2 separate regions of the Homo sapiens genome follow, and region 2 is linked to region 1. Evidence: read pairs that join two places in POLR2A ChIA-PET (ENCODE). Cell type or tissue: Panc1. All regions are shown on one strand. Links, peaks and the distances in the headings refer to the core of each region. The heading gives the core; the rest is flanking DNA. Region 1 overlaps LRRC74A (leucine rich repeat containing 74A). Region 2 has its middle 26 kb from the start of IRF2BPL.

Region 1 (5,375 bases), core at 116-5,115:
AGAAAGAAAGAAAAGAAATAAGACATTATTCCTGGGCCAGAGGCCTAAAGGCAATTCCTCCCATTATCCTCCCATTCAGTAATGGTTCAAGAGGACTTTAGCCTTTCCATCAATGGCCTCCTTGGCATAACTGCCCTCCCCAAATAAAAACAACAATAATAATGTGTTTAAATAGGATGTTCCAACCCTGTGGAACATGTAAGCAAAATCATCTTCAGGTCAAAACAAAAGTATGATTTCTGTGCAAACCCAGCTTCTCGCCAAGCCTGGTGCCTCCCCACTTCCAACTGATTGTGCCCCTGAGCCTCTGCTGGAGAGAAATTCTGGAGTCACCACTGCAGCCGTGGCCTGCCATGATAGGCATCATGTGACGTAATATGCCAGGTCCATCACAGCCTTCCTGTGTAAATACAGCCCCTGAAGATGTTTTCCAGCTACTTCTGTCTATTTTAATTCATAATATTCCACCAGATAAATAATTCTTGCTTTTATTTATTTATTTTTGAGATGCAGTCTTGCTCTGTCACCCAGGCTGGAGTGCAATGGCACCATCTTGGCTCACTGCAAACTCCGCCTCCCAGGTTCAATCAGTTCTCCTGCCTCAGCTTCCTGAGTAGCTGGGACTACAGGTGTGTGCCACCACACCCAGTGAATTTTTGTATTTTTAGTAGAGACGGGGTTTCATCATGTTGGCCAGGCTGGTCTCAAACTCCTGACCTCTGGTGATCCACCTGCCTCGGCCTCCCAAAGTGCTGGGATTACAGGTGTGAGCCACCGTGCCTGGCCAAATAATTCTCACTTTTTTTTTTTTTTGAGACAGAGTCTCGCTCTGTCGCCAGGCTGGAGTGCAGTGGCGTGATCTCCACTCACTGCAACCTCTGCCTCCCGGGTTCAAGCGATTCTCCTGCCTCAGCCTCCTGAGTAGCTGGGACTACAGGCACGCGCCACCGCACCCAGCTAATTTTTGTATTTTTAGTAGAGACGCAGTTTCACCATGTTGGCCAGGGTGGTCTCGATCTCTTGACTTCGTGATCTGCCCATGTCAGCCTCCCAAAGTGCTGGGATTACAGGTGTGAGCCACTGTGCCTGGCTAATTCTTACTTTTATAAATGATGCCATGGTAAACATCTACAAGCACCTTGCTCTTCCCATATTCTGTGCTGTAGTCTTAGGTAGAGTCTCAGAGGTGAGTAGGGTATGCACATTTTAATGGGAAAATATCTGTGATCAGATAATATCTGCCAAATAGACTATACCAATTTCCTTCCCACCTAAACTATGTAAGGAGGATTATTTCACCACATCTTTGCCAGCTTTGGGGATCATCTTACAATTTTGTGTTTAAATGAATAACTAAAAAAATTATTATCTGAGAATTTTACTTGCATGACCACTGAGTGGTCTTTATCCCCAGTGTCATGGACATCTGTTAACTCTGAGAATGGGTTTTCTGGGCTGTGGGAGATGCTAAGCCGATTCCCTCCCTGTTTCAGCCATCAACGTGGGGCTCACGTCACTGGATCTGAGCTGGAATAACTTCCACACAAGGGGAGCTGTGGCCTTGTGCAATGGTCTCCGGGTAAGGCACTCTCCAGGAGTGATGTGTGGAGCCCAGTTGAGGACAGCCAGGGCCTCCCATCCTGCCATCCTAAGCCTCTTCCTCATGGTCACCATCAATGAGGGCATACTGGGCTCTCATCAAATACTTTTCAAGTTATTGTTCTCCCTCCCACAATTCCTGGATGCACTTTTTTTTTTTTTTTTTGAGATGGAGTCTTGCTCTGTGGCCCGGGCTAGAGTGCAGTGGTGCAATCTCGGCTCACTGCAGCCACCACCTCCCTGGTTCAAGCGATTCTCCTGCCTCAGCCTCCTGAGTAGCTGAGACTACAGGTGCCCGCCACCATGCCCGGCTATTTTTTGTATTTTTAGTAGAAACGGGGTTGTACCATGTTGGCCAGGCTGGTCTCGAACTCCTGACCTTGTGATCCACCCACCTCAGCCTCCTAAAGTGCTGGGATTACAGGCGTGAGCCACTGCACCTGGCCTGCACATTATTCTTTAGTATAATCGTATCTGCTGAGGCCAGGGTGACATCTTTGGATACACTTCAAGAGGACAGTTTAATTAGTGGGTAGGGAATGACCAGAAGCCAAAGGGAGGGAGTCTCATGAGTACTTGAGACTGAGCCCAGCTGGGAGCTCTGAATGATCTGGCAGACCCATCAGTCCTGGGGACCACTGAGCACCCGGTCTGGATGCCAACAGGGGGTAGAAATCGGGACCCTTTTGGTTGGATGAGTCACGCGTAACCTTGATGCTGGTGCTGTTCTCCCCTCTTCCTGGAGGGTAATGTGACCCTGACAAAGCTGGATCTCTCCATGAATGGCTTTGGGAATGAGGTGGCTCTGGCCCTAGGGGAAGTCCTCCGACTCAACCGCTGCCTGGTCTACCTGGATATCGGTGGCAATGACATCGGCAATGAAGGGGCCTCCAAAATCAGCAAAGGACTGGAATCCAATGAAAGCCTCAGAGTTCTGAAGGTAGTCTTCAGCTGGAAAGGGTGTGTGTGTGTGTGTGTGTGTGTGTGTGTGTTTGTGTATGTGTTGGGATAAGTTGGGGGCTGCAGAGTACTGGAGAGAATAATTGGGAATATCTGTACTTCATATATGCATGTACTTTTTACCATCTCTTGACTGTAAATGCAGTGACCATTCTCTACTATAAAGCCAGTGTCACCCTCAGTGCTCCCTGGTACACTGCAGATCTTTCTAACAGGTCTTCCTTCCTCCCATCTGGGTCTCCTTCGGGATCTTCTCCACCTTCCTCCCATCTGGGTCTCCTTCAGGATCTTCTCCACATTGCCACCGGAGTGTGCTTTTTGTTTTGTTTTGTTTTGTTTTGAGACAGGGTCTGGCTCTGTCCCCCAGGCTGGAGTGCAGTGGTACAATCTTGGCTCACTGCAACCTCCGCCTCCCAGGTTCAAACCATCCTCCCACCTCGGCCTCCGAAAGTGCTGGGATTACAGGCATGAGCCACTGTGCCTAGCCCTCAGAATGTGCTTTTTGAACACAAATCTGACATCCATTCCCCTTCCCCCAGCCCCTCAGTCTCCTGTCTTTCAGCTTAGACCCCTGCATGGCTTCCTGTTGCTCAGATCCTGTTCGCTGAGCCCCAAGTGCCCCTCCAGCCTCAGTCCACCCGGTGCTCTCCCTTGCTCTGCACCCAAGACCCCCTGGTCTTCTCTCCACTCCTTTCCTCCTACTACAGAGGCTTGGCCACTCCGCCTCCACTTGCTTGCTGCTGGGATCCTCCGTCTAGGGGACCTGCTCCCAGAGCCCTGCTCCCTACTTCCCATGGAACTTGCTGCCCTTCCTAATTCCATGCATGTGAGGGCTCTTTGCTCGCCTGTCATCCCCTCAAATGTGAAAGCTTCATCAGAATGAAGACTGTGTTTGGGCCAGGTGCGGTGGCTTATGCCTGTAATCCCAGCCCTTTGGGAGGCCAAGGTGGGTGGATCGCTTGAGGTCACCAGTTTAAGACCAGCCTGGCCAACATGGTGAAACCTTGTCTCTACTAAAAATACAAAATTAGCCAGGCGTGATTGTGCATGCCTGTAATCCCAACTACTTGGGAGGCTGAGGCAGGAGAATCACTGAACCCAGGAGGCGGAGGTTGCAGTGAGCCGAGACCATGCCACTGCACTCCAGCCTGGGTGACAGAGCAAGACTCTGTCTCAAAAAAAAGAATGAAGACTGGTTTTGCCCATCATTAAACTCCTCATACCTAGTCCCTCATACCTAGCATAGTGTTGGGCACACTGTAGAAGCCCAGTGTGCTTCTGATGAATGAATGAATTAATGAATACATATTTCATTTTAAATTAATTTACTAGTAGATGCTAATTTATAATATAGATGCTATTGAGCAGTTGGAAAATAAATGAAAGGTGAGGACTTCTATTAATCATCCCCCTTTCTGGGGCACCTGCCAAGAGCCAGCTGTCGTTACTCATAGCCTCACCTGGTAATGTGGGCTCTGTTAGCCCCACTTGTCAGATGAGAAAACTGAGGCTGTGTGATTGCTTATGCCACACAAGTAGCAGGAGGCAGAGGGAAGCCTGCTGTACGTGGTTTTCCATGGCAACTCCAACTCCCTCAAGATGTGAGGGTGGTTGGAGAGACCACAGATGTGAGGGTCCTGAAGAAGGAAAGCAGTGAGGAGACAGTGAGGAAGGGGCTGCCATCTGAGAGGACAACCATGAGGAGCTGCTAAGAGGACAGGAGGAAGCCAGATTCTGACAGGCAGAAGGAGCACAGTGACTACAGACCAAACAGACTGGCCATCTAGTGACCAGGAGATCTGGGAGTCCCAGCTGGGGTGGAGCGGGGCCAGGCACAACTCAGACAGAGACTGACCCAGGCTGTGGGTGGCTCAGCCCCAGTGGCTGAGGAAGCCAGGGACAGTCTGAGAAACTGAATTTTAAAAGATTAAGCAGTTGCCTCAGCAAAATGGCAATAGAGGTCTTTGCTGTTTTGTGGGTATACATGGTTTAAACCATTTTTTACCGCTTTTCTCATTTTTCCACAATGACCATATGTAATGAATATATTTCAATTTTCTAAAATGTTTTAGAAGTAAAAGAGAAAAGTTTAAGACAAAACTCTTAGTTTGGCCATCATGGAGACCACATCAACTTTGCCACAGGAATTATCTATGGGTCTCCACATCCAGCCCTGATGCCCCTTGCCCTAAGCTTGGAAAAATAAGGAATTCCCATTAGGAAGTGAGTCCAGCAAAGGATTCCAGATGCTGAGCTCCACGAGGTCCAGGCCCTAGTCTGCATTTTCTCACTGGAGTACATCAGAGCCTGGGACGCAGCTGACATATACTAGGGGCTCAGTAAGAGTTTTGGCTGCCTCATGTTGAAGCCACTTAGCTGAAAGCCTTCAATAATAAGAACTATTGTTCATTGACAGCATACTGCATACCAGGCACTTGTTTTAATGCTTTGCCTGAATTGATATGGTAAGTCCTCAGAGCAGCCATAGGTGATAAGTACAAAGTGATCAGGGAATTAATGCAAGGCCAGGCAGCTGGTAAGCAGAGCCACCAGGCTCCACAGTCCCTTCCATTAACTTCCATCCATGCTTCAGCAGCTCCTAGCTCCACTGGGATAATGTCCTTGTTCCTTCTCCAAGCCTATAAGGTTCTCCATGATGTGGCCCATCCCAGCTCTGTGGCCTCATTCTCTCTGCTTCTGCTCACAAACATCTCTTGCTGTTTCACACCCCTATGCCTTTGCACTTGCCTACTCTTTTCTTCTTTGGTGAATCTTGTTTCCTCCTCTGGTTTTGCCCCCCTTCCTCAGACCTCACT
Region 2 (5,375 bases), core at 67-5,066, 150 kb after region 1:
GTGATCCTCCCTCCTTGGCCTCCCAAAGTGCTGGGATTACAGGCATGAGGCAGCGCGCCCGCCCTGGTAAGGCACCTTCTGCCCACCTTGCTCCCCCTGCCCCATTGGTCTCCCCAGCTAGCAGAGCCACCACTATGCCAGGTTTCATGGGGCTCCGGCTGCTCAGGACTAGAGAGGGTGTCTAAGCATCTGTGAGGTTTTCTCCCCTCTGGGCCCCTTGGGCCAGGAGGGAGGCACAGGGGTGGGTGGGGGCCAGCTGGGGCTGGGGGGAGCTAGTTGGGGGGAATCAGCCTTTCATCTTGGCTGTGTGAAGCAAACCCAACCCCTCCCCAGCCTGAAGCTGGCTGGCATTGGCATGCACCATAAATCTCCAGGATGCAGCTGTGACTGGATTATTTATAGCTCCAGTCTTACATCTCTAACTCGAAACTGTCACACAAAGGGAAAGGTAATGAAATCTCACCTCTCCTGCCTGTCCCTCAGTCCACACCGCAGGGCCTTCCAGAGCCTGTGGCTGAAGGAGGGAGGAGAGGCCTCCCCCCCTGCCGCCTCCCTCCCTTCCTGGCTCCCTCTGTCTTCTCCTCTGTCGTCACGCACACACTTCGCAGCGCTACGTTCCCTCTCAGACACAGCCTCTCACGTTTTCTTTCTCTCTCACGCATACATTTCCTCACAGATGCAGACATTTCTGTCCAGCCTCTTCCTCCCGCTCAGCTCGCCCTGCCCGGGCCCCTCCTATCCCTGCAGACACACTTGCACACGCCTGCCCTTTTCCTTCCACGCCACCACTGTCTCCCTGCGTGGCTCACTCCCTTCCGCCTTGTTTGCCTCTTTGCTTTGTCAATGAAGACGCTGCCACATTAATGAGCAGGCCTGTCCTCTGTGGAGGCACACCGGCTCTTTGTCGCTCACTGGCAGAAGTGTCAGCTCACATTCATCTTGCTCTGCCTGTAAGAGTCCCACGGGCATTGCCTCCCCAAGTGGGACCCATTTTGTGGCACGTGGCCCGGACGACACGTATCCCTGGGCTTGACATACACAGACACACAGGAAACATTGGCCATGGGACATGCCTCTCCCCCTGCAGTGAGGAGCATCTAAGGATGCGCTCTGCAAATTCCACGAAAGGCCCCGGGTGCGGTATTTCATGGTGCAGAGGTGAAGTTCCTCCTCCCTCCTGTTTCGTTGTCTCGCAGTTTTCTACGGGCCAGTCCCTCTGTTACCCCATCCCACAGGCGCCAATGGAAACTCTGAGCCCCATGCAAGCTCCCATGGAGACCCAAGGCCCAGCCTCTCTCCCTGCCCAGCCCTCCACCCCCAGGCCCGCAATCATCAGAAAGCAGCACTTCCCACTGCAGCCCTGCCTTGACGTGGCCCACAACTCACTCCATCCAGACAGTCAGGGGGGTAGGCAGTGTGTATTTGTGTGTGTGTGTATGTGTGTGCGCGCACTTCTTGTGCTGAATGAGTGGTATTCACGAACAATGGCAGCTTACCCTGGGCTGACGGTGGGGTTGGGCCTGGGGACAGAAACCCTGCAAATTTCTTGGAAATCGCTCTCCTTTTTTTTTTTTTTTTCTTGAGACAGGGTCTTGGCCGGGCGCGATGGCTCACGCCTGTAATCCCAGCACTTTGGGAGACCGAGGCAGCCGAGGGTCACCTGAGGTCAGGAGTTCAAGACCAGCCTGACCAACATGGAGAAACCCCATCTCTACTAAAAAAGAAAATACAAAATTAAACAGGTGTGGTGGTGCATGCCTGTAATCCCAGCTACTCGGGAGGCTGAGCCAGGAGAATCACTTGAACCCAGGAGGCGGACGTTGCAGTGAGCCAAGATTGCACCATTGCACTCCAGCCTGGGCAACAAGAGTGAAACTCTGTCTCAAAAAAATAGACGGGGTTCTTGCTCTACCACCCCAGCTGGAGTGCAGTGGTGTAACTGTAGTTCACTGCAAGCCTGGAACTCCCAGGCTCAAGAGATCCTCCCACTTTAGCCTTCCCAGTAGCTAGGACTAGAGGTGCACGCCACCTTGTCTGTCTAATTTTTTTTTCTTTTTTTGTAGAGACAGTCTCTCGCTATGTTGCCCAGGCTGGTCTCAAAATTGTGGCTTCCAGCGATCCTCCTGCCTCAGCCTCCCAAAGTGCCGGGAGGTAGGAGCCACTGCATCTGGCCATCTTTTTTGTCTTAAAAATTAACTTGACTTTTGGCATTATTCACTATAACATATATGTCAATCATCTCAAATTACTTATAATTCAACAGTTAACTTTTTTTCTGAAATCTTTGCTTAAAATTGATCTTCCTGAAAGTTGAGTCTCAAAAACCCTCTGGCTCATCCCAGGGACCCCGAGGGCACAAACACCCCATAGGTTAAAGAGCTATGGGAGCAGTCTATGGGGTAAGAATATGGCATATAACTCTATGGGGGAAAGATAAGAGCAGGGATTTGGGTTTACATCCTGACTCTGGCAGTTATTAGCTGTGTGACCTTGGCTAGATCACTTAACCTCTCTGTGCTTCAGAATCTCAGCCTATAAAATGGGGATGATGATGATGATAGCACCCGCCATACACATGGTTTTTATGATGATTCAATACATTAATGTATGTAAAATACTTAGGACAGTGGCTGACACAATGTAGATGTTTGCGATTATTTTTCTGTAGAAGACCAAAACACAGCCGTCTAATCATCCCCAGAAATTGAAATGAGAGATCTCTCTTGCCTCCCTCCTCCCTCCTAGGATGAGCACCTGCCCCTGCCTATGCCCCACCTCAGCTGCAGTCCTCGATCATTCATTTAATCTGCAAGGCAGTCAGTCAGTTAACAAACATTCTCCTCTGTTCCAGGCACTATTCCTGCACTGGCACTCGGTGTCACACAAGACATTCTAGAAGGGGAGCCAGAAACATGCAAACAGCATTCGGATCATATTCAGAACTGAAGTCTCAAAGAAAAGTAAATATTCTTTATTCCAAAGAGCCACTCCCTAGCTGTAGAGAGCAGGGGAGGCAGGCGGGTCAGAGATGAGTGCAGGGCAGAGTGATCGTGATGGTATTGTCCGCTGGACTTCACCCCTCTGGACAGGCCTGCTATGGTGGGCACTGAGCCCATTTCTCTGCAGCAGAGGATGGTGGGGGCTGGAAGAGCAGGGGCTGGTATCAGGACGCAAACCTTCTGTGGACCAGGCAGTCCTCCCAATTCCATCATCTCCTACATGGCCCTTTGGTGAAACAGGTGATTAAGCCCCACTCTCATTTGCCACACGGGGAAACTAACTTGAAAAGAGATATCATTTGGGCTGGACCTGGTGGCTCACACCTATAATCCCAGCACTTTGGGAGGCCAAGGTAGGTGGATCACCTGAGGTCAGGAGTTTGAGACCAGCCTGGCCAACATGGTGAAATCCCATCTCTACTAAAAATACAAAAATTAGCTGGGCATGGCGGCACATGCCTGTAATCCCAGCTACTCAGGAGGCTGAGGCAGGAGAATTGCTTGAACCTGGGAGGTAGAGGTTGCAGTGAGCCAAGATGGCACCACTGCACTCCAGCCTGGGTGACAGAGTGAAACTCTGTCTCAAAAAAAAAAAAAAAGGGGATATCATGTGATAATCAGACATGCTTTTACCTCTTCCAAAAAGAGATGCATATGAATTCAGCTAAGACTAAATCCATACGTGGCTCTGCATTCCCTGTTGTTTAGGGAATGAAGGGCAATGATGGTAAACAGCCCAGGTGTGCCCACTCCATGGTCCATTTTATCCTGGAAATGGTGAACACAGGCTCTCCCATGTTCAACAACTGTGTGACTGCCTGTGGGCACACAATTGTCCTGGGGCTGTGGGCCTTTGCTGTCCAAGAGTTCTTATCTGCGAGTCCCTAAGATGGCTGCAGAATCAATCAGGTTGTTCGTGCAAGGTCAAGATCTAGGGAATGACTGGAGGTGACCATGAAAAAGTCATGGGTCCTGAACCATTGAGCCAAGTCAGAGGTCCAGAAAGTGACACGTCAAGGCCTCTGCTAGGGTGTTTCAGGACCAGGGAAGAGTGGGGTAAGACAGTGGAAGGTGCCTGGTAGGCGTGGTCAGGGCAGGCCCAGAGGGCTGGAAACTGCAGAGAGGTTGGCCAATGCAGGAGAATGGGAATGCAGACCCTGTGCTCCAAGGGCCTCTCTGCCTGCTGAGTTGGGGGTTGGGGGAAGGGGCTCCAGTCTGTGTATTGACTCCCTGTCCTTCTTTGACCTCTGCACGCCTAGCCAGCAAGGTGCTGGATGGCTCAATCAGAGAGAAATGTGATTTGGGCCAAGTTTCCTTCCACCTGAGCCCAGGGAAGAGCTGGAGGCCTGGCCAGTGGGGCAGAGGCCAAAATTACAGTATCAGGGAGATTTACCATCAAATCCAGAATGGCCTCATTCCTGAGTCATGCTGTCCTGTAAACTTAGAGCACCTCCCAGCACTCATGAACTCGGTGCTGGGGCAGTTTCTTATCTTAAACCTGTGGATAAGTGAGGCTTGAGATTTTCCCACCCCTGCTCAGTGAATTCGTGTTTACTCAACAAAACACAAGCCAAAATGTCCAAGCTGAAGCAATTGCCTCTCCATTAGCCAGTTGTATGTTTCTGGTACTCTCCCCCTATCTGGTTGTGAGCATAGCCACAAGGACTTTAACTTATGACTACATTCCCAATGCTGAATCAATTATTATTGACCAAATGACACAACAAAGCAAGGAGCATCCAGGTTTTCTGACTGAGAACTTGATTACTTCTCTGCATTGCTCCCCCATAGTCCAGGTGTCTGCTCAGTTGAGGGGGCAGGAAGTTCCTGTTTGGCAGGGACAGTTCCAGGTTTTGATGACCAAATTGGTATCTATACTAAGTCATCATTTATGCATTTACTGCTGGAGGTTAAGGGAAATGGTTACATAACCCAAGGAGACTGTGTCAGCCTGTAGCAGCCCCTCCTCCTGTAGCCACGGACACCCAGCTCCATTTACAAGAAGTTCCCTCATATCTGCCCCCAACATCCTATGTCCCCACAGCCACCCAAGTTGATGGGAGACAAGACCCCCTGATAGGTTCAACCTGTCAGCTTTCCGGACAGACCAGAGATCCCCCACTCTCTCGGAGACCCTGGAGTAGAATCAGCTGAGAAGAGAATGTCTTCTGGCCACAGGCCCTAGGGCCCTGTGCTCTGGAAGGGCGAATAGGTGCATTCCACCCTAGGGCAATGTGAGCACCTGCTGCTCCCCCAGCAGCCCAGGCAAGGTCGGTGTTTTGGGACCGCCCTACTCCCCAGGCACAGGAACAGGGCACCGGTAAAGCAATTCACTGGGTAAAGCACTTCACGGACCCACCTGTATCCTCCCTCCGT

What was found. Peaks named below come from ENCODE experiments on the same cell type or tissue, not always from the same donor. Only the 100,000 strongest peaks of a DNase experiment are listed, where the experiment ranks them.
Region 2: POLR2A ChIA-PET joins it to region 1 with 5 read pairs; 3 of 35 experiments call an interaction of 5 or more read pairs at or near these places.

What each region holds. Positions count from the first base shown.
Region 1 is chr14:76,850,872-76,856,246 of GRCh38, forward strand. It overlaps LRRC74A (leucine rich repeat containing 74A), which reads left to right. Exons shown (of 14, transcript NM_001385106.1): 8 at 1,494-1,579; 9 at 2,345-2,539. Among named protein-coding and RNA genes, the nearest start is that of LRRC74A, 27 kb to the left of the region's middle. In Panc1, for the core only: no CTCF peak of the experiment used is centred there; no DNase peak of the experiment used is centred there.
Region 2 is chr14:77,000,032-77,005,406 of GRCh38, forward strand. No RefSeq gene overlaps it. Among named protein-coding and RNA genes, the nearest start is that of IRF2BPL, 26 kb to the right of the region's middle. RefSeq lists an enhancer at 1,103-1,807. In Panc1, for the core only: no CTCF peak of the experiment used is centred there; no DNase peak of the experiment used is centred there; H3K27ac peaks cover 329 bases.